Linked DNA regions of Homo sapiens: all the other regions are linked to region 3. The links are chromatin contacts, found by Hi-C or POLR2A ChIA-PET in ENCODE. All regions are on one chromosome and are shown on one strand. The core of a region is the stretch at or near the end of the contact, and the rest is flanking DNA. Distances in the headings are between cores, read along the strand shown. Region 1 overlaps PLXNA4 (plexin A4). Region 2 holds the start of FLJ40288 (Putative uncharacterized protein FLJ40288). Region 3 holds the start of EXOC4 (exocyst complex component 4). Region 4 overlaps EXOC4 (exocyst complex component 4).

The links. Hi-C counts contacts between places; a loop is a spot of excess contacts on that map. ChIA-PET counts read pairs that join two places held with the same protein, here RNA polymerase II (POLR2A). Pooled maps may share reads with other maps.
Region 1: a map of natural killer cell shows a loop between it and region 3 (3-fold over the local background). The contact joins the enhancer-like site here to the promoter of EXOC4 in region 3. A Hi-C loop is called at or near these places in 1 of 168 maps with a recorded cell type or tissue (natural killer cell) and 6 of 50 pooled maps. POLR2A ChIA-PET finds 5 or more read pairs at or near these places in 1 of 52 experiments (T-cell).
Region 2: a map of naive thymus-derived CD4-positive, alpha-beta T cell shows a loop between it and region 3 (3-fold over the local background). The contact joins the promoter of FLJ40288 here to the promoter of EXOC4 in region 3. A Hi-C loop is called at or near these places in 2 of 168 maps with a recorded cell type or tissue (both naive thymus-derived CD4-positive, alpha-beta T cell) and 10 of 50 pooled maps.
Region 4: a map of mammary epithelial cell shows a loop between it and region 3 (4-fold over the local background). The contact joins the enhancer-like site here to the promoter of EXOC4 in region 3. A Hi-C loop is called at or near these places in 5 of 168 maps with a recorded cell type or tissue (Calu3, IMR-90, PC-3 and 2 more), 4 of 37 single-sample maps with no recorded cell type and 10 of 50 pooled maps. POLR2A ChIA-PET finds 5 or more read pairs at or near these places in 2 of 52 experiments (OCI-LY7 and PC-9).

What each region holds. Positions count from the first base shown.
Region 1 is chr7:132,428,888-132,433,778 of GRCh38, forward strand. All of the region lies in intron 3 of PLXNA4 (plexin A4), which reads right to left. Among named protein-coding and RNA genes, the nearest start is that of PLXNA4-AS1, 79 kb to the left of the region's middle. Within about 2 kb of position 2,489, at least 6 of the 41 ENCODE cell types and tissues checked have a DNase peak (open chromatin) inside an H3K27ac peak, as active enhancers do; they include natural killer cell, where a contact is called at or near this core.
Region 2 is chr7:132,645,816-132,650,533 of GRCh38, forward strand. It overlaps FLJ40288 (Putative uncharacterized protein FLJ40288), which reads left to right and starts at 2,979. Exons shown (of 5, transcript NR_046323.1): 1 at 2,979-3,228. It also overlaps a transcript of PLXNA4 not described here.
Region 3 is chr7:133,251,450-133,256,242 of GRCh38, forward strand. It overlaps EXOC4 (exocyst complex component 4), which reads left to right and starts at 1,629. Exons shown (of 18, transcript NM_021807.4): 1 at 1,629-1,738. The coding sequence starts at 1,653. RefSeq lists enhancers at 1,396-1,445, 1,656-1,715.
Region 4 is chr7:133,850,275-133,854,575 of GRCh38, forward strand. The region is part of intron 11 of EXOC4 (exocyst complex component 4); the gene reads left to right. Among named protein-coding and RNA genes, the nearest start is that of LRGUK, 270 kb to the right of the region's middle. Within about 2 kb of position 2,862, at least 3 of the 41 ENCODE cell types and tissues checked have a DNase peak (open chromatin) inside an H3K27ac peak, as active enhancers do; they include PC-3 and mammary epithelial cell, where a contact is called at or near this core.

The sequences.
Region 1 (4,891 bases), core at 1,239-3,738, 820 kb before region 3:
TGAGTCCAAACAGGGACCAATGTGAGGAAAAGATGGTACTTCTGGAAAGCTTTCGGGGTGCAAGGGCTTAGACCCTGAAGGAGAGTGGGAAGGACAAAGGCACTCCTATGTCTGCCTGCTGGTCAGCTGGGGGCTGCCTCCAGCTCAGGGCCTCAAAGGACGGCTCAGAAAGTCCTCATGCAATGCAGACCTCTCTGTGGAATAGCCATGTAGACTACAGAACCACGTCCCCCTTCAAGATCATGCAGCCCAAACTTCTCATTGTCAAGATGAGAAAGACCAAGAGAGAAAAGGTCTTGCCCCAAGCCAACAGAACTCAGGACTCCAAGCCCCAGGCCAACACTTTGTCCATGTGCAGGCTCCTTAACTTCTGTCTTTGGTCCCTGGGTTACAATTCACTGGTCCCACCCACTGGACAGCTGGGAAATTCTACCTTCTTGACCAAAATGGATGGGTATAGGAAGAACTTTGCCCTCTAGAGTAAAGATGGGCAAACTTTTCCCAGGAAGGGTCAGATAAATAGTTTAAGTTTTATGGGCCATGCAATCTCTGTAGCAACAACTCAACTTTGCCATCACACCACGAAAGCAGGCACAGACAATATATAAACAGGTAAGCATGGCTGTGTTCTAGCAAAACTGTATTTGCAGACACTGTAACTTGAATTTCATATTATTTTCACATGCCATGATATATTGTTCTTTTGATTTTTTTCAACCATTTCAAAACATAAAAATCATTCTTCACTTGTGAGCTATAAAAACAAGTGGCAAACAAGATCCAGTCCATGGGTTGGAGTTTGCCGACTGTTGCTCTAGGATGTTGCTAGAAGACTTTGTGCTTCTCTGATTATTCCACACCCAGAGTTTAACCATTCCTTGACTCCATAAACCCAGCATGGTATTTAGAACAAGGCTTGATGGTCAGTCTTTTCTAGGTCACATTGCCGTGGTAGGCCAGGCTATTACCAACTATGCAAGCCCTCAGGAAATCATCCTACGAGGTTTACTCAAGACACCTCTGACGTCTGTGAGAACCCAGTCCCCAGGAGCAGAGTGGGCAGCTGGATGACAGCTTTCCCTAGATGGGCAAACAATCCCTCCCCAGAAGAATATGGAAGAGGAATTGCGTCTCAATCTGCCCCTCTCTATGCAGAGGGTATTTGTGGCATATGAGGTAATAAGAGACCAACATCCTGAGTTTCTATGCAGCACAACCTAACTTACCACTGTCTTCTCCTACTGCCTCTCCGTTTAGCAACAGGGAGTACCAAGTATCTTCATTCATTCAAAACCAGCATATTGAGTGAATGCCTATTCTGGCATCATGCCAGAGGAAAATCAGGCACAGGATATCAGACACATACAGACATCAAGTCTCTATGCGGTTAGTACCCTGACAGCAGGGACATTACTCCTCTTCTGCACCCAGCACCCAGCACCGCATGAGGCACACAGGAGAAGCTCAGGAAATGCTGAGTGAATTAGTAAATCAATGTGCAAGATGGAAATGGTTAAGTAGCACAAGGCAGATCAAATCCTATGCAAGCAGAGAGGAGGGAGAATTAGGTCCAGCTGAGGAAGCCAAGAAAGGGCCAATGACAGAGGGGGCAGTTGAGCTAAGCCTGACAAGATGAGTCGGATTAGGGTATGCACAGTTGGGGCACAGAGAAAGAGGAGAGAAAAATTCCAGCCAGAAAGAACAACTAGCAAGGCATGATGGTGTCTATAAGAACATGCATAGCTGAGGTTGCAGTCTTCATGCCTCTTGAGGAGTAATAGCTTGAGTGCTAACAACCCAGAGTTAAGCTGTTTCTAGATTGTTGAGGGCCAAGAAAGTCAGGCAAAAGAGTTTAAACATCTGTAGGTGGTAGGAGGCATTGAATCTTCTGAGCAAAGATGGTTGGGTGGCAATGAGATTAGGAAAGTGAACATGGTGGCAGAGTACATAAGGACTGGATAAGCAAGGAGTCTCTTTAAAGAAACCCTAAACTAGGACAGGAGCAGCAGCCTCGGCCACACCGCTGGGTGAAGCGGAAGAGTGGCTGTGGGCCAGCGGGAGGAGGTGGGACTTGTAAAGTGATTCATGGTTATGAGTGTAGACCCGGGAATCAGATAAACTGGGCTCAAGTCCAACTCCAGCACTTACTCCCTGTAAATGATCAGTCCTTTCTAGAACCCAGTTTCCCTATCTGTAAAACCGAGGCAATAAAATGGAGTCATCATCTCACAGGGTCCATGTGAAGCTGAGATGTGGTTAAACATGTGAAGTGCTTACCCTCGTGCCCTGCATGGAGCAGATTCTCAATAGAAATTTGCTAATCTTGGTCAAATTCTGTCCATTGGCCAGGAGTCCCAGTCAGGCCAGAGAAGCTTGTTTTTGCCAGAGAGGTGGAAGGGTAGTTGACCACAGTCCACAATCACTCCCCACCTCCCCTCTCCCCCTCCCAATCCTGGGTGGTAAGGCACACACCACATCCTCAGGAAGCTGACATACACCCTCCTCGTCACTCCTCAGCCAGCTAGTGAAAACCAACAACCAGAAATGTGCAGTCCCATGTGGGGACCTTTGTCAGGCAAGTCAATGTGCTCAACAGAAAACTCATAGCCCCAACACTGTGAGAGGGAAGGAGGAAGGGAGGGGGAAGACGTGACTCAGAAGTTAAATGCCTTCTTTCTTAGAACACAGGAGTGTCACAGCATTCAAGCCAAGACCTCTGACCTGCAAGACATCTGACCTGCAAGAGGGCTCACTTTTGGGAACCCTCATGCTCACGATTTAGGCCTCTGACCTGCTAGGAACATGATCAGCATCTTGGCAGAGAGAGCACAGGCCCTGCATCCAGGCAGCCATGAGCTCTGGTCTTGGCCTCAGCGCTCCCTGGCCATGTGACTACGTAAATAAGGACATCAGTTAAATAAGGGTACGTGAGATAATGTGTGTTCAGCACAGACCGTAGCCCAGTGCTACAGAGGAATCTGGAATTTGGAGACACGGTTGCTCACACCTGAGACGAGGATAGGACCTCGCCTCTCATAATCAATGCCTGCCTGAGACCTTGGTTTCTGCTTAGGTGGAAGTGGTTTTAACCAGGCTCAGACCCTCCTCATACTGCCTACTGGTGGCCTCTGTCATGAGCTCTCCCCCACACCTTTTTAGATGGCTCCTCTGTCTTCCTTTGCGTGGAGGTTCTGTGTTTCTCCACAATAGTAGTCTCTTCTCTTCCCTGGTCCAATTACAGCCCACCCTCCTCACTCCAAGAAGCTGGGTATCCCATCCCTGCATCTAACGGGGTACCAGAACTGGTGACGGACGACTCACCAGTCACTCGTGGCATTCTCTAAGAAGCCTTTAGTTAGTCCTCTCTGCAACTCCCTTCGAATCCCGTTTATGAGTGACCAGTCTCCCAAAAGCAAGAATGCCAGTCCAAGAAAGCAGGAATGGGGATTTGAGAAAAAGAAGAAAATAAATGTGTTTCTGTGCTCAGGGAAGCTCTCCACACAACACAGCTCAACTTCCTACTCCTGCATTGCCATCTGGTTGCTACTGGCAACCAGGCAATCATATTTTTCTAGTCCCAGATATAATCATCATAATCAATATAGGGTATTTATCCCACTCCTTGGTTCCAAGGAACTCAAAGATTTTCACATCTATTATTCTTCCTTCACTAACGTGAGGGAGAGAAGGGGAGGAGGTCTGCTTGTTGATGGGGTGTGGGGAAGGACTATTTCACAGATGGAAAAACTGAGGGAATGGGTAAGAAGGAGGCTGTGGGAACATCTCTTAAGAAAACAGTATTGCTAAAAGCAGTTTGCATTTGGATAGTGCGTTCACTTTTGAATAAAAGTGAAAAAAATCTCATCTAATTTTTACAACATCCCTCTAAAGTAGGTTCATTTATCGTATAGACAAAGCCCCCAAAAGTAAAGGATCTTTCCAGAAACACACCACTAGAAATGACATTGCCTAAACTCCTAGGCCTTTCGAGTCCCTTTTAGCATTTTTTTCCCGCAGCATCTCTGCAAACAAGTACAGTACATTGTTGGAGCTATCATGTCTCTTGTATGCATTACCACCCCACCATTGTAAGTGTTTCTCATTATACTTACATTGTGCATTACAGTGGCTCTTACACATAGGAGGTTTCTGTCTAGTTCCGGTTGATACACACACCAAATGGGCAACAGGGCCAACAAAAATGACTAGACTAAAGCACTTGACTGCGTTGGAAAACTTAGGAGCCATATTTAATTTCCTAAATTCTATAAATGTTCCTTTACTAGAGTAAAACTTGGGGGGAAAAATCAATAGTTTTGACTCTGAGATCACTCACCGCTTTTGACAACTCTGTGATGTTACCTTTTCCTACAGCCACTGGTTTGATGTCACCTTTTGTCACAGTAACAAAGCAATACCAAAAACATGCTTTGGGGGTCCCTGAAGTGGACAGGAAGCCTTCTACCCTACATACCCAGCAAAGGCTTCAGTGCCACCCTTGCTCATTAGTGCCAAACACAGGTGGCTGGAGGTAAAAAGACACTCAATGAAACACAACTGCAAGAGAAAACATGTGGCCACGGCCACAGCAGAACTGTTCTAAGATAGGGCGTCTTTCTGAGGTTTGTGCTCAGCATTCATTTCCCTTTGGAGACAGTAGAAACACCACTGAAAGGAAGAGAGTAGCTGGCTTGTGCATGAAGCTTCCTCTCTGTTCTCAGAAAAGAGAACCAGCTGGACACCATCTTATCTTTTATCATTTCCTACTTAGAGAGCTGCACAATTTACCCCTTAGAAGGAGAGGCCCCAAACAGAAGACCTGACCTGTGATACCTGTGATATCCGCGACCTCCTGAGCAAGGAGATAAAAGGACTCAGGTCAGCCCTGACT
Region 2 (4,718 bases), core at 1,729-4,228, 600 kb before region 3:
GCTAGAATGATTGGTCAGAGCAGTGAGGAAGAGAACAGGACTGTAAAGAGAGAGGAGCCAGAGACAGGCTTGATTAGAAACTCAGGACTGAATTTGGTGCTTGAGCCAGTACCTTAAATTCCAAGGTCAGAAGGCTTTGTGTGGATCTGAGGGGTCATGGACATTTGCATTCCTGCTGCTTGCCGCCCCAGCAGCTGGCCTGATTTCCATTTCTAACAGTGGCACTTGCTGTGGAGGTACAGTATATTATGGACTAATTAAGGCTGTTAATGATAGTGGCAATCCATTAAGTGATCTACGGTATTATTCTGATCTTTCTCTGTCACCTCCTTTCATCAGGCCATTAAGGTGACAAGCTTCATAGAACACACTAATCTCCCCTCTGTCAGTCCCTTGGTGTTTTTTTCCCTGGAAGAGCTACGGACTCTCTCGGGATGAGTCATCCGAGGATACAGCTGAAGGGCTGGACTCACCAAGCTCCTCCTCCACCCTCAGTCTCTTCCACTCAGAACACCTGGGCTCATGGGAAGTCTCTTTTGTATTCCCTCCCTGTTATGGACTGAATGTTTCTGGCTCCCTAAATTTCCTATGTTGAATCCCTAATCTCCGATGTGGTGGTATTTGGAGATGGGGCCTTTGGTAGCTGTTTAGGTTTAGATACGGTCATGACAGCAGGGTCCCAGTGATGGAATTAGTGTCCTTATGAGAAGAGGAAGAGAGACCAGAGTGCTCTCTCTGCCCTGTGAGGACACAGTGAGGATGGTGGCCATGTGCAAGCCAGCAAGAGGGCCCTCACCAGGAACCAATCCTACTGATACCTTGCTCTTGGCCTTCCTAGCCCCCAGAACTTTGGGAAATCAATGCCTGTTGTTTAGGCCACTCAGTCTGAGCCCTACTGGTGGGCTCATCTTATGAAAGAGGATATTTGAGATGTAGAGTTGTTGAATGCATGAAACTAGGCTGGAACTAGGACCCAATTCCCAAGCCACTGCCAGTTCCACAGTCTCACAGACACACGGCCACACATACGAACACACACTGTCATACACTCACAAACACATGCTATCATATACACACACATGCATTCACACGTACACCAACATACACACACATGCAGTCACACACATATACAAACACACGCTGTCATACACTCACAAATACCCACATGCTATCATATACACACATACACTCACACATACACCAACATACACACATACACGCAGTCACACACATATACATTCACAAACACATGCTGTCATACATTCACAAACACCCACATGCTATCATATACACGCATATACACTCACACATACACTGACTTACACACATGCAGTCACACATATATATACATTCACAAACCCACAGTCATACATTCACAAACACCCACATGCTATCATATACACACATATACACTCACACATACACTGACATACACACAGACATGCAGTCACACATATATATACATTCACAAACCCACACTGTCATACATTCACAAACACCCACATGCTATCATATACACACATATACACTCACACATACACTGACATACACACACACATGCAGTCATGCACATATACACTCTCAAGCACACACTGTCATACAATCACACTATCATACACATATGCACTCACACACTTACATACACAGTCACACATATACTCACATGTATATTCATGAACACACACTTCCATACACTCAAAAACACATGCTATCATATACACACGTACACTCACATACTCACACATATGCAGTCACACACATGCATATACATTCACAAACACATGCTGTTATCCACTCACAAACACCCACATGCTATCATACACACATACACACTCATACACTCACATACACACAGTCACACATATACTCACATACACACTCACAAACACACACAGTCACAATATACTCACATACATTCACACAAGCAATTACACACATACATATACACTCACAAACACTATCATATACACACATATACACACACAGTCACACACATACACATACACTCAAAATATACACTCATAAACACACACTATCATATACACACATACACTCACACACATCCACATTCTTCCATATATACTCACGAACACACACTGTCATACACTCACACTCATACACTTACATACACATTCACACACAGTCACATATATACTCACATAAACACTCATGAACACACAGTCATATACCCACAAACACACATATACTCACACACACACAGTCATATATATACTCACATATACACTCATGCACACACACAAACTCACAAACTCAGTGTCATATACACATATACACACATATGCACTCACACATACACTCACGTACACACACACTTATGCATACATTCAGTCACACATATACTCATGTACACTGTGTCACACACACATATGCATACACTTACACACTCACACATCGTGTATGTCCTTCTAAGCACAGAAACGCTTTCCATTTCCAACAGTATCAATAATTCCTGATTACTGAGACTAGTGACTTACAGAACCTTCCCTTTTTCCAACTCTTACCAATTTTTCAGTGACATAAAATATAGAATTTGGCCATTTCCCATGGGGCTTCAGCCAAGGGACATCACTAAGAGCTGTATCTCAGCTTTCCTCTGCCTTCACACTCTCAACAGTAATGCTGCTCAGTATCCCCAGTGATCCCTAATGAGGGGGCTCCTCCGCCCAATGCTTTTTACCTTTTCGGGGTAATTAAAGCAGAAGCATTCAAGGTTTCAGTCCCCATGTTCCCTCCTCAATCCAGCTCCAGAGGGGAAATACTGGTCTGATTGGGCTGTGTCCCAAAACGCTGGGCCACGCTACTAGTGGGCAAGATCTCCATGCATTAAGGTCTCCATGTGGTCTGCATCTCATGATTAGACTGGGGTTCTGGAATGCATTGAAACTCATCTCACAATTAGACTGGGGTTCTGGAATGCATAACCCCAGTCTAATCATGAGAATCCACCAGACAGACCCAAATTGAGGGGGATTCTACAAAATACACGACCCGCACTCTTCTAAGGTGTCAAGGTCATGAAAAACAAGACTGGAAAACCAACACAGACTGGAGGAGACTAAGAAGACCTGACAACTAAATGCCATGTGGGACCCTGGAGGGGACCCGGGAACAGTAGTAGAAGAGCTGGTGACATCTGAATGAAGTCTGTAATTTGGGTAACAGTACTGTACCAATGTTAATTTCCCTGCTCTGCCAATGCGATGAGGGGTATGTAAAAGGTTAACATTAGGGGAGGCTGGTGAAGAATACATAGGAACTGTCTACTGTCTTGACAACTTTTCTGTATATCTAAAGTTCCTTCCAACTAAAACATTTAACTACAAAAAAAAAAAAAAAAAAAAAAAAAAAAAAAAAAAGCCAGGCCTAGCCTATATTACAATGTTCACTGAGAACATGCTGCTAGCACAGACCTGGTGGTGAGTTGCTCAGGGAACGTATGCACTGTAGTCATGCACTTGCTGGTACTGTTTATTAGGTGCAGACATCCCAGATAAGAGCTGAGTTACAAGCATCCAAATCAATGACATTTTAATAAATAGTTTACATATATATATATGCACACATGCACACACACAGATGGCAATAAGAGATTTAGTCTAAGATCTGTGCAAAAACGAGTTTGCCTAGCAAAACAAATTAACATGTTGGGTTTTAAACTGTTGATATTTGGCATATAAACCATTGGAGTTTTGTTTTTTCTATTACAACCATAAAAATAGTTTTTGGATAAAATTCGAATCACTTCTGCAGAGAGAAAAGACCTGGGTCCCACAGAACAGTTAGAGAATCACTAATGCAGTCCTTTTATTTTATAGATGGGAGTCCAGACAGGCTTAACCAAGGTCACATAGCAAGTTAGGATGAGAACCTAGGTCTCCTGGTTTCTGGTTCTGAGCTCTCTGAACCTGATGAGTGAAGGACAGCTCCAGCAATGGAGCCTGAATCCCCAGACAGCCTGGTACATCACTGCAAAACAGGCAAGGCCAGGTTGGCTGGGGCAGCCGAGAGCACACGGTCCCATAGCTCATGCAGATAGGGCTGGTCAGGAAGAACACAATGGCAACTCTGAAGAGCGAGTGTCAGGCAGCAGCTCTCTAAGGAGGCCACCACAGTCCGCAGGAGGGATTGGATGGGGGATAGGGTGTGAGGCAGCTGGTGAGTGAAAGACCACCTCCAAGAGCATGGAAGAAAACTCCAGGTCTCTGCAAGAGAAGGGAACAGAAGTGCCAACACCTGGGTCCAGCTGCTCTATTGAGCTGCCTTTGTTGAAGGACTGAGTTGAACAGCAGATCTTGCCGAGGCTGCCGCTTCCTGCCATTCACACTGTCCCAGAGAAACCTTCCCTGAGCATCATGCAGTTTTCCTTTCTAGATAACTGTTATTCATAGGTAAGATTATCTGGCTCATTTGTTTAGCTGTTTAGTGTCTGCTTTCCCCCATTCAAACGTCAGCAACTTGTCTGTTTTGTTCAAGGCTGAATCCCAGCCCATAGAATAGTGCTTGGCACATAGTAGGCACTCAATAAATAGCTATTGTATAGATGAGTAAATGGACTCTTCCCATACCCGATGTGTCTCTGACCTTGTATTTTTCTACATCAGAGCTATTCCTAGATGCATCTCAGAGTCTGTTTGTCAAGAAGCAGAGGCTTTGATGGAAAAGCACTTTGCTGAGAACATCTCAGGCAGCGTTTTTCT
Region 3 (4,793 bases), core at 379-2,878:
TTAATTTTATAGCCCAGTTTTTGTACTTATACCATAAAAATCTTTTTTTTTTTTTTTTTTTTGAGACAGAGTTTCCCTCTGTTGCCCAGGCTGGCGTGCAGTGTGCAGTGGAACGATCTTGGCTCACTGCAGCCTCCGCCTTCTAGGTTCAAGCAATTCTCATGCCTCAGCCTCCCAAGCAGCTGGGATTACAGGCACACACCACCACGGTCCGGCTAACTTTTGCATTTTTAGTAGAGACGGAGTTTCACCATGTTGGCCAGGCTTGTCTTAAACTCCTGGCCTCAAGTGGTCTGCTCGGCTCTGCCTCTCAAAAAGTGTTGGGATTACAGGTGTGAGCCATCACACTTGGCCCAAAAATCTTATTTTCTTTAAAAGCCATTAAAATTATGATTTCCAGAAGCTATATGTTATTTCCTCATTTGAATGTTACATAATTTATTTAATTCTTCTGTGTTATTTAAAAAATGTCAATACTCTATATTTCTTTAGGAACAAAGTCCCTAGAACTGGAATTATTGGGCCAAAGGTTATGAATACTTTTAAGTTATCGTGTGTGTGTGTGTGTGTGTGTTATCTTCAACTAATTTTTAAAAATGTGAACTTCTACCAGCTCGATGTCTATTTAATAAAAGTAATTGATGTGTTCTGAGCTTGCTGCTCACAACTCCATGACCTCTGAGTTAGTTTGCTTTCTATTCCTTTAAGTTCTTCAATCTTTATTGCTACTGAGCAGGCCACCTCCTTCCTTACTTTTAAATTATTATTATTCTTGTTCCTCAGTCTAACCACTTTCCACGCACATTCTGGTCTTTTTTGTTTTGTTTTGTTCATTTGGTCTTATGAATTAATGACTAAGCCAACGGAACCAAATGCAGGAAATACTAAAAACTTACCGGTAAAAGTATTAACACAAATGTGCATTACTACTAAGTATTTCATTTAGCTTGAAAAAAAAAAAAAAGGAATCTGCAGTGTGGTCTGTTTGTTTTTAGCTTATACTGTCTTTTCTTCATCAATATTCATTTATTCCTGTACGTGTGGTTTTAGAACTATCTGGAAATATAGGAACATTGGGAAAAATTGAACTCCACATAAACCTAATGTAGAAACATTAGTTTTACAGAATACTAAAGAAAAGCATTTCTGCTTATATTCATTTTCGTATTTTATTGGATTTTTTAAAAAATCACTTGCACTTAAGGCAAAAACTTCGCACATAGACATCCGGCAGAGAACCCCTCTTTCATTTAAATACAAACCCTAACACATTTTGGCATCATCAGATAAATTTGATTTAAAGCCTGACAAAATTCTAAAAGCAAGGAAACTGAAAAAAGCTGGAAGTCAGAATAAAGATAAATGAAGACACTCATTACAAGACTTAGGAAGTTGCAGCTGGTTTAGCTTTCCTGCGCGCCCAGGAGACGGAGAAGGAAAACTACGACTCCCAGAGTGCTTAGAGAGAACACGCGCGTCGTGGCCTCAAAACTTGCTCCCTTAGTCCCGCCTCCTCACTTCAGTGATTGGATTTTCCACTTCCGCGCCTCTGGAATTCTCTTCACCCATTGGTGGAGACTCCTGCGGGGTCAAATACAGAATTTACGCACCCTTGGCTTCCTTGGAGCCTAGCGGCTCTCCCCGCGTCCAAGATGGCGGCAGAAGCAGCTGGTGGGAAATACAGAAGCACAGTCAGCAAAAGCAAAGACCCCTCGGGGCTGCTCATCTCTGTGATCAGGTGAGGGAGGCAGGAGGCAGGGTCTGGGGACTGGGGGCAGCGGCTCGACCTCCGCTTTGGAAGGGAGAAGGGTTAGCTGGGTCCCACCCTGCTCTCCCCTTTCCTCCTTGCCTCCCGCAGCCCCTCCCCAGGGCTCTAACCCCTCCCCAGGGCCCCAGCAATTCCCCCTCCACCTTTTTTTTCTGGGGTTAGCTATAGAGAGAGGAGCCCCGCCTCAGTCTTTTCTTTAGGGGCAGCACCTTCTATTACAGTCTCGGGACCCCAAAGCACGCTATTTGGGTTTGGTAGAGAAAACCAGGTGTAAAGGTGTGTTTATTGATTCCTAAAATGCTTGTTTATTGTTTGCCTGTAGCAGCACTCACTGAGAAAGGCGTCTTGTTTCCTGGACTTTGGGGTGTAAGGCCTTGGAGTCCGGAGATTCCTGTCACGAGTTGCAGATTTGTGTTTTCACACTCTGGATACTTTCAACCACCTGTGCGTGGCCACAGCCACAAATACAAGAATCTGCAGTGAGCTGGTAGGAGGACTGGGTTTGAAGGCACACATCGGTTTTCAATTTTTTGCCCTGCCTCCGCATTCTGGTCCATTCCTTAAAAAACAGAACCAAACCAATTTCAAATTATCCTCCATGCACTGCCCCTCTGCACCTCCCAGAAGATTAGGGTGGGGGTGGAGTGGGAGCGGTGGATCTTTTAGGAGCTTTTTTTTAAAAAAGCGAAATATATTGAGGATGGGGGAACCCTTTCAAGAATCTTGGATATGATGCAGGTACTGACTAAAACCAATCTAAATAAAATTTATTATGGCACGTTTTTTACGTTGTTGGCATTTGAATTTCAACTCGTTTATTTTTCATAAACAAACACTCTATTTTTCCCCACCTATACTAAACTTTTGTTTGAGTTCTTGCAAGTTTTCTGGAATGTATTGATCATCTTTTCAAAACCCAGGGCCCAACATTATCTGGTAGGTACTAAGCACTTCAATGAATGCATGTATCAAACCATTAGAACAGCTTACCACTCACTGACAAAGACACATCTTATGGGTCTTATTTAGGAGGCTTTAAGATTATGGCCTATTAAATCATTACTTTAATTTTCTTTTGGGCTTAAGAGAAAAACATCTCTGTGTGGAAATGCTTAATATACTTGGTAGGCCATACAGAGGAAGTGCTGTTGTATTGTGAATCTATAGGCCCACATTCTCGCTGTGACAATACGCAGGTAGTGTAGATGTATCTCATGATACTAAAATTCCAATAAGAATGTTTGTTGTTTCCCATCTGAATTTCCTGTGGAATTAGAATACCAGGACATTATTTGGATCCTTTTTTGAACTTGTTTGTTTTTTCTACCTTATAGTCAACATTTATTTAAACAATAGGTATTTAGTGCCAGTTGACAGTATGGCGTCTGGCACGTATTACATATTGAATAATATTTGTTGACTTAATGAGTAAATGCCCTGAGTTTTGCAAAGATGAAGCAGGCACAGTGTTACCCTTGAGGAGAGTATAGTTTACCTGGGGGATAAAACATGTCAGTAAAAATGATGACATAAGACTACGAGAGAGACATGAAATGTTATGGAAATCCAGGAGGAGTGGCTGTTTCTAATGAAAGTGAAATGTGTCATCTCATCTGTGTACTTTTGATTCTCCAGGCTGTTCCCATTTCTTTTATGCTATTTGTATTTTCCTCAGGGCCAGTTGAATTTACTCTAAATGTCATATTTTTGAAAACAGCATGAAAGCCAACCTAAAGCTTTTTTTACTAATGCTAATTCAGAACATACATTGCCTTTGCTTGACCATTCCTTAATATTCTCCAGGAGGAACCCCCTACTGCTTGATGGCTAAGATTTTGTGGTTATCCATCCATCTCTTATGCCAGTTTATTAATATATGACCTTCATTTTATCACTGTGATTTAGGCCTAGGTATTTTTTACTTTGATCTCTGTTGTGCATTATATTGCTTTTCTTTTCTTTTCTTTTCTTTTTTTTTGAGACAGAGTCTTGCTCTGTCCCCAGGCTGGAGTGCAGTGGCGCGATCTCGGCTCACTGCAACCTCCGCCTCCCAGGTTCAAGTGATTCTTCTGCTTCAGCTTCCCGCATAGCTGGGATTATAGGCGTGCGCCACCACACCCACCTAATTTTTGTATTTTTGGTAGATACAGGGTTTCACCATATTGGCCAGGATGGTCTCGATCGCTTGACCTTGTTGTCTGCCTGCCTTGGCCTCCCAAAATGCTGGGATTACAGGCATGAACCACCGTGCCCAGCCCTCATTTTTCTACTTTATCCTTGACCACCTCAGATCACTGCATAACACTTTTGTGATATAGTTTTTACAAGCATGGTGTAAGGGAATGTCTAGACCTAGTATCCTGGGCAAGTTTATTAAGGCTTGGGATGCATTGTTATATATGACCTTAAGACCGAATGGTGTTGGTGTTTGTATTTCAACATTTCTTTGAGTCACAGGGAGATTTTGGTGTTGGAGTGAGGATGTTGGTAGCTATAACTTCCTGTTATTTCCTTCCTAATATGCTTTTGAACATACCCAGTGGTTTAAATTTTATAAACAGTGGTAGTGAATGAGAGGACAATGGAAGTATTACTTTGGTGTTTGGGATGGGGAATGGGGGGAGAGTCCTGCGGGTAAGAGAACCAGGAATGTATGTTTCTTGTTAGTAAATTGTGCTGTCACTTGGAAGTTGCTTCTTGTATTTCTGTTCAATTTATGTCCTTTGTGTTTCCCTTCTTGCAACATTGTATTCATTATTCCTTTTTTTTTTTTTGAGACGTAGTCCTGGAGTCTCTCTCTGTCGCCCAGGCTGGAGTGCAGTGGCGCAATCTTGGCTCACTGCAAGCTCCGCCTTCCGGGTTCACACCATTCTCCTGCCTCAACCTCCCGAGTAGCTGGGACTACAGGCATGCGCCACCATACCCGACTAATGTTTTGTATTTTTAGTAGAGGCAGGGTTTCACCATGTTAGCCAGGATGGTTTTGATCTCCTGACCTTGTGATCCACCCGCCTTGGCCTCCCAA
Region 4 (4,301 bases), core at 1,612-4,111, 600 kb after region 3:
AAGGAGAAAAGAATTCTCTCCCTCTAGTATAGGCTACCATTTCCCAAAATATATTCCTTGGGATCCAGCTCTGTGGGATGTTAATAGGTGCTGTATGAAAACTGATTCATTTCCAAGTAGGTTTGGAAAAAATTGGTTCAGTATTAAATAAGTTTGTTTTTTGTTTTTTCTTTTTTTTTAGTGGTAGCACATCACCAAACAGGATATAGTATATAGTATTTCCCAAATGATTTTTTTTCCACGAGAATGTCACAGGGACCTAATATTCCATTTCTCTTTGGGAAATGCCGTATTTATGTATGAACAGTCTTATAGAATCATACGTTCAGACATGAGAGGGCTTAAAGGTTATCTAGGTTACCCCCCCACACACACACACACCCATGTCAAAATCCATTTTATATCACTCCAACAGATGGTCATCCGGCCTCTGCTGAATACAGACCTTAGCAGGAAACTTCCCATTCCAAAAGTCATTCCACTCCATGACTGGCCTCCTTTCCTTTTTTAACAAAGATTTTCCTTATAATTGAACCAAAAATCTGTTTCCCTGTAATTTACTCATTCCTTCTAGTTTTGCCATCTGGAATATTGGCAAAACAAGTTTGCTTTCTTTTCTGCAAGATGACTATCATGTTTCCTGTTCACCTTCTCTTCTTTAGATTGACTCTTCCTAGCTTATTCAATTCTTCCTCATATGAGGAAGTTTCTAGAATTCTCAACATCCTGGTTACTTTCCCCTGGAAAATGTCCAGTGTCCCTCTCAAAATAAGATAACTAGAATTAAACACAGTCAGCTGTGATCTGTCAAGCACACATGTTTAACTTTTTATTCAACAAATACTTCTGGAGCCACTGTTCTCCTTTGGGCACTATTCTGGAGGCTGGGGATACAGCAGACAAGAAGGCAGGCAAAGTCGGATATTTCATGGAGCTTCTAGTCTTGTAGTGGAAAAATCAAGTAAACCAGGAAACACATAAATAAGCAAGATGGTCTCTAGTAGTCAAAAATGTTACAAAGAAAATAAGATCAGATAATATGATAGAAAATATTTGCAGAGAGGTGGTATGTTTTTTATTTTGTTTATAAATAGAGACAGGGCCTTGCTATGTTACCCCAGCTGGTCTCGAACTCCTGAGCTCAACCCGTCTTCCTGTCTTGGCCTCCCAAAGTGCTGGGACTACAGGTGTGAGCCACTGGCCCTGCCAGGGTGGCATGTTTTGATCAGTGATGGGGAAAGCATCTCAGAAGGTGCCATTTGAGCTGTTCCTGAATAATACAGAGGAGCCAGGGAGTGAATGAAGATCTGTGGGCAGCACATTACAGCCAGAGGGAGTGGTGCATGGCAGGCTCTATGGTGAACATGAGTCTTGTCAAAAGAAAGAGAGGTCATGTGGAAAGTAGAGCAAGAGAAGAGGAGAGTCACTTCAGCAATATCAGAGAGGAAGGCAGCAGCCAGCGTATTTAAGGCATCATAGCTGTGTTACCATGGCTCAGGTAAGTATAGTTTGTAAGCATAGTAGGTGGCCATTGGAAGATTTTAAGCAGGAGAGTGTCACAAACTTCAACAGTTCATTCCAGTTGATTTGATCTTCCCACGAGTCATCATACTACATTATACTGCTGTTAGTCCAGCCCAGGATTTTTGGTTGTCGCCATTGTTTTTCTAAGAACCTAGTCAAACTTCTCATACAAACTTATTTTTGGCAAATTAAAATACCCAGATCTTTTAAAATTTTCTTATAATCTTGACAAAACCAGTAATTTGGAATCTCAGTGAAAAACATTTGTTGCTCTTAAATTTTATAATTTTGTTCTCAAGCCTTATTAGAATAATGTTGAATCCTGACTTTGTCGTTAGTAATACTAAAGCAGTCTCAGCTTTTGGGTTTTAAGTTTAATAAATAAATTTTTTATTCAAAGTTGGCAATAAAGTCATTGTATAGAGCATTTTTTTTTTTTTTTGAGACGGAGTCTTGCTCTGTCACCCAGGCTGGAATGCAGTGGTGCAATCTCTGCTCACCTCAACCTCTGCCTCCCGGGTTCAAGCCATTCTCCTGCCTCAGCCTCCCGAGTAGCTGGGATTACATATATAGGTCATTTCTAAGGACTATAGTCTGTTACAAGTATCCCTTTAGTTGAAAGAATCCATTAAGCGACCTTTTCTCAGGATAGCTTTTCAACCACCTGCTAATATTTGACTACATGAATTTTCATTTCCTCATATTTTTACTGCAAGGATAGCCCATGAGATAATTCAACACATATAGGTCTCTTAGTCTGCTAATCCTGTAGGAAAAGAAAAGAAAATTAGCATAATATCTAGGTGAATGTATAATGGCTCTTAGTTAACATTTCTTTGTCTAAATATTCATAACCCAAGGGATGATTGAAGTTTAATCAATAGTTTCTAAAATCCTTTCCCCCGCTTTTAAAAAAATAAGCATAGCATTTTCCTGACTCCTGTCCTTGGGGTGGAGATTGGGGAACAAGTAAAAGCTTATAGAGTCTTGTTTGATAAAAAACATTTTTTTCTAAGGGAAAGGAATAGCAACATTTGCTGCCACTTAAAATCCATCCTTAAAATTCACACAAAGCACATTTATTGCTTACTTTCACAATGATCTAGGGACCAAAGAGTAACAAAAAACAAAACAATAAATAAATGCACAATCGGGCATCTCTGCTGTCAAGTATTCCTTGAAGGCCTGGCAGAATCTGACATGGAGTAAGTTACTGGAAGCCGGATTTAGTCAATTACCTGTCTTTTTGCTCCTAATGTTCAGAATCCAGTAAATGGCTGTAGCCTAAGGTAGAGAAGTACCAGTTAAGTGCATTTTGACTGTGGTTTAAGCAATCGAGGTCGTCTCCAGCTTCTTTGGAACAATGCCATTCTTTAGCATGACATGGAGGGTAACTATGTGCTTATTCACTAGATGGAATACCTGCTTCATGTAGTTGGCTGGGCTCTGTTACCATCTGTTTCTTTCTTTGTTTCTTTCTGTTTGTCTGTCCCTCGCCCTCTCTTTCTCTCTCCCTCTCTTTCTGTCTCTCTCTCTCTCTCTCTTTAACACACACACACACACACACACACACACACACACACACACACACACACACACAACTTTTTAGAGTCATGGAGAGAGGGTCTCATTATGTTGCCCAGGCTGGTCTTGAACTTGTAGGCTCAAGCAATCCTCCCACCTCAACTTCTTGAGTAGCTGAGACTACAGGCATGCACCACTGCACCTGGTTTCAATATTCGTATTGTCAGTATCTCATCAGTTTTTGACTATCGCCACCTCTATCTATTTTATAGGGAAAGAAAATCTTTCTTTGCCCTAATATCTAAGTAGCTTAGGCACACCTGAGAACTGGGAAACCATTCCCAACCATTGCCAGTGGGGAGACGTCCTGCTTCAGTGTGATACAGTTAGCCAGTGTTTATTGAGCCCTTCCCCATGCTCATGTTTGTATTCATCTCTGAGGAATGTCTCTATAGTGATCCTATTCTAGAGACATTTCCCCCCTCTTCTGGACAGATTAAACCCGAGAAGAACTTGCTGGTTCCTGTAAGCCGAGCAGCCTGTTTGTGCTGTGCCCTCATTCTAGGTGCATTCTTTGGCTGGCATATTTGTGGGCACAGAGTATTCACGAACAAGGTTTCAGCAGTTTATAGTCCCTAGGGGGCGGGGTGAGTCAAAAACATTGACTGTTTCCATTTGCCCTCTGGAGGCAGTGTTTAACCTCCAAGTGGATGTGGTGCCCAGAGGAAACAACCTCAACCAGGAACTGGCAGGCACCTGCCTCATCAGGGCATCAGTGTGCACAGGGAGAGAGGGAGTGTGTCAAAAGGTCCAGCCCATTTGGCTGTGGGGAGAGGCCTTATAATAACACATCAGTAGCATCACTTTACACATGCCTCTGCAGACACGAGCTGTCCAGCTCCCTGTTCCTCAGGGTGAGGCTGGGGTAGAGCTGGGAATGACGGACTCTGGGGACTGATGGAGGGCCATACCTTCGAGACCAAGGATGGTGTTCTCTTGCACATGCTTGCCACCTCTTATTGGTCCTCCGATTCCTAGGGAATTTTCTTTAGCATTCTTCTCAACTGGGCTCAGTTGTTGAAAGAGCACACACACACACACACACACACACACACACACACACACACATACATTTTAATCCTGTGCTTCACATGCTGTGAAGCTAAAGAAGAGTGCAAGAGGAAGGCAGCTTACATCAGATCTGACAGTCTTACTGATCGTTGCTGATAAAAACTGGCAAAGGGAAAAGTAAT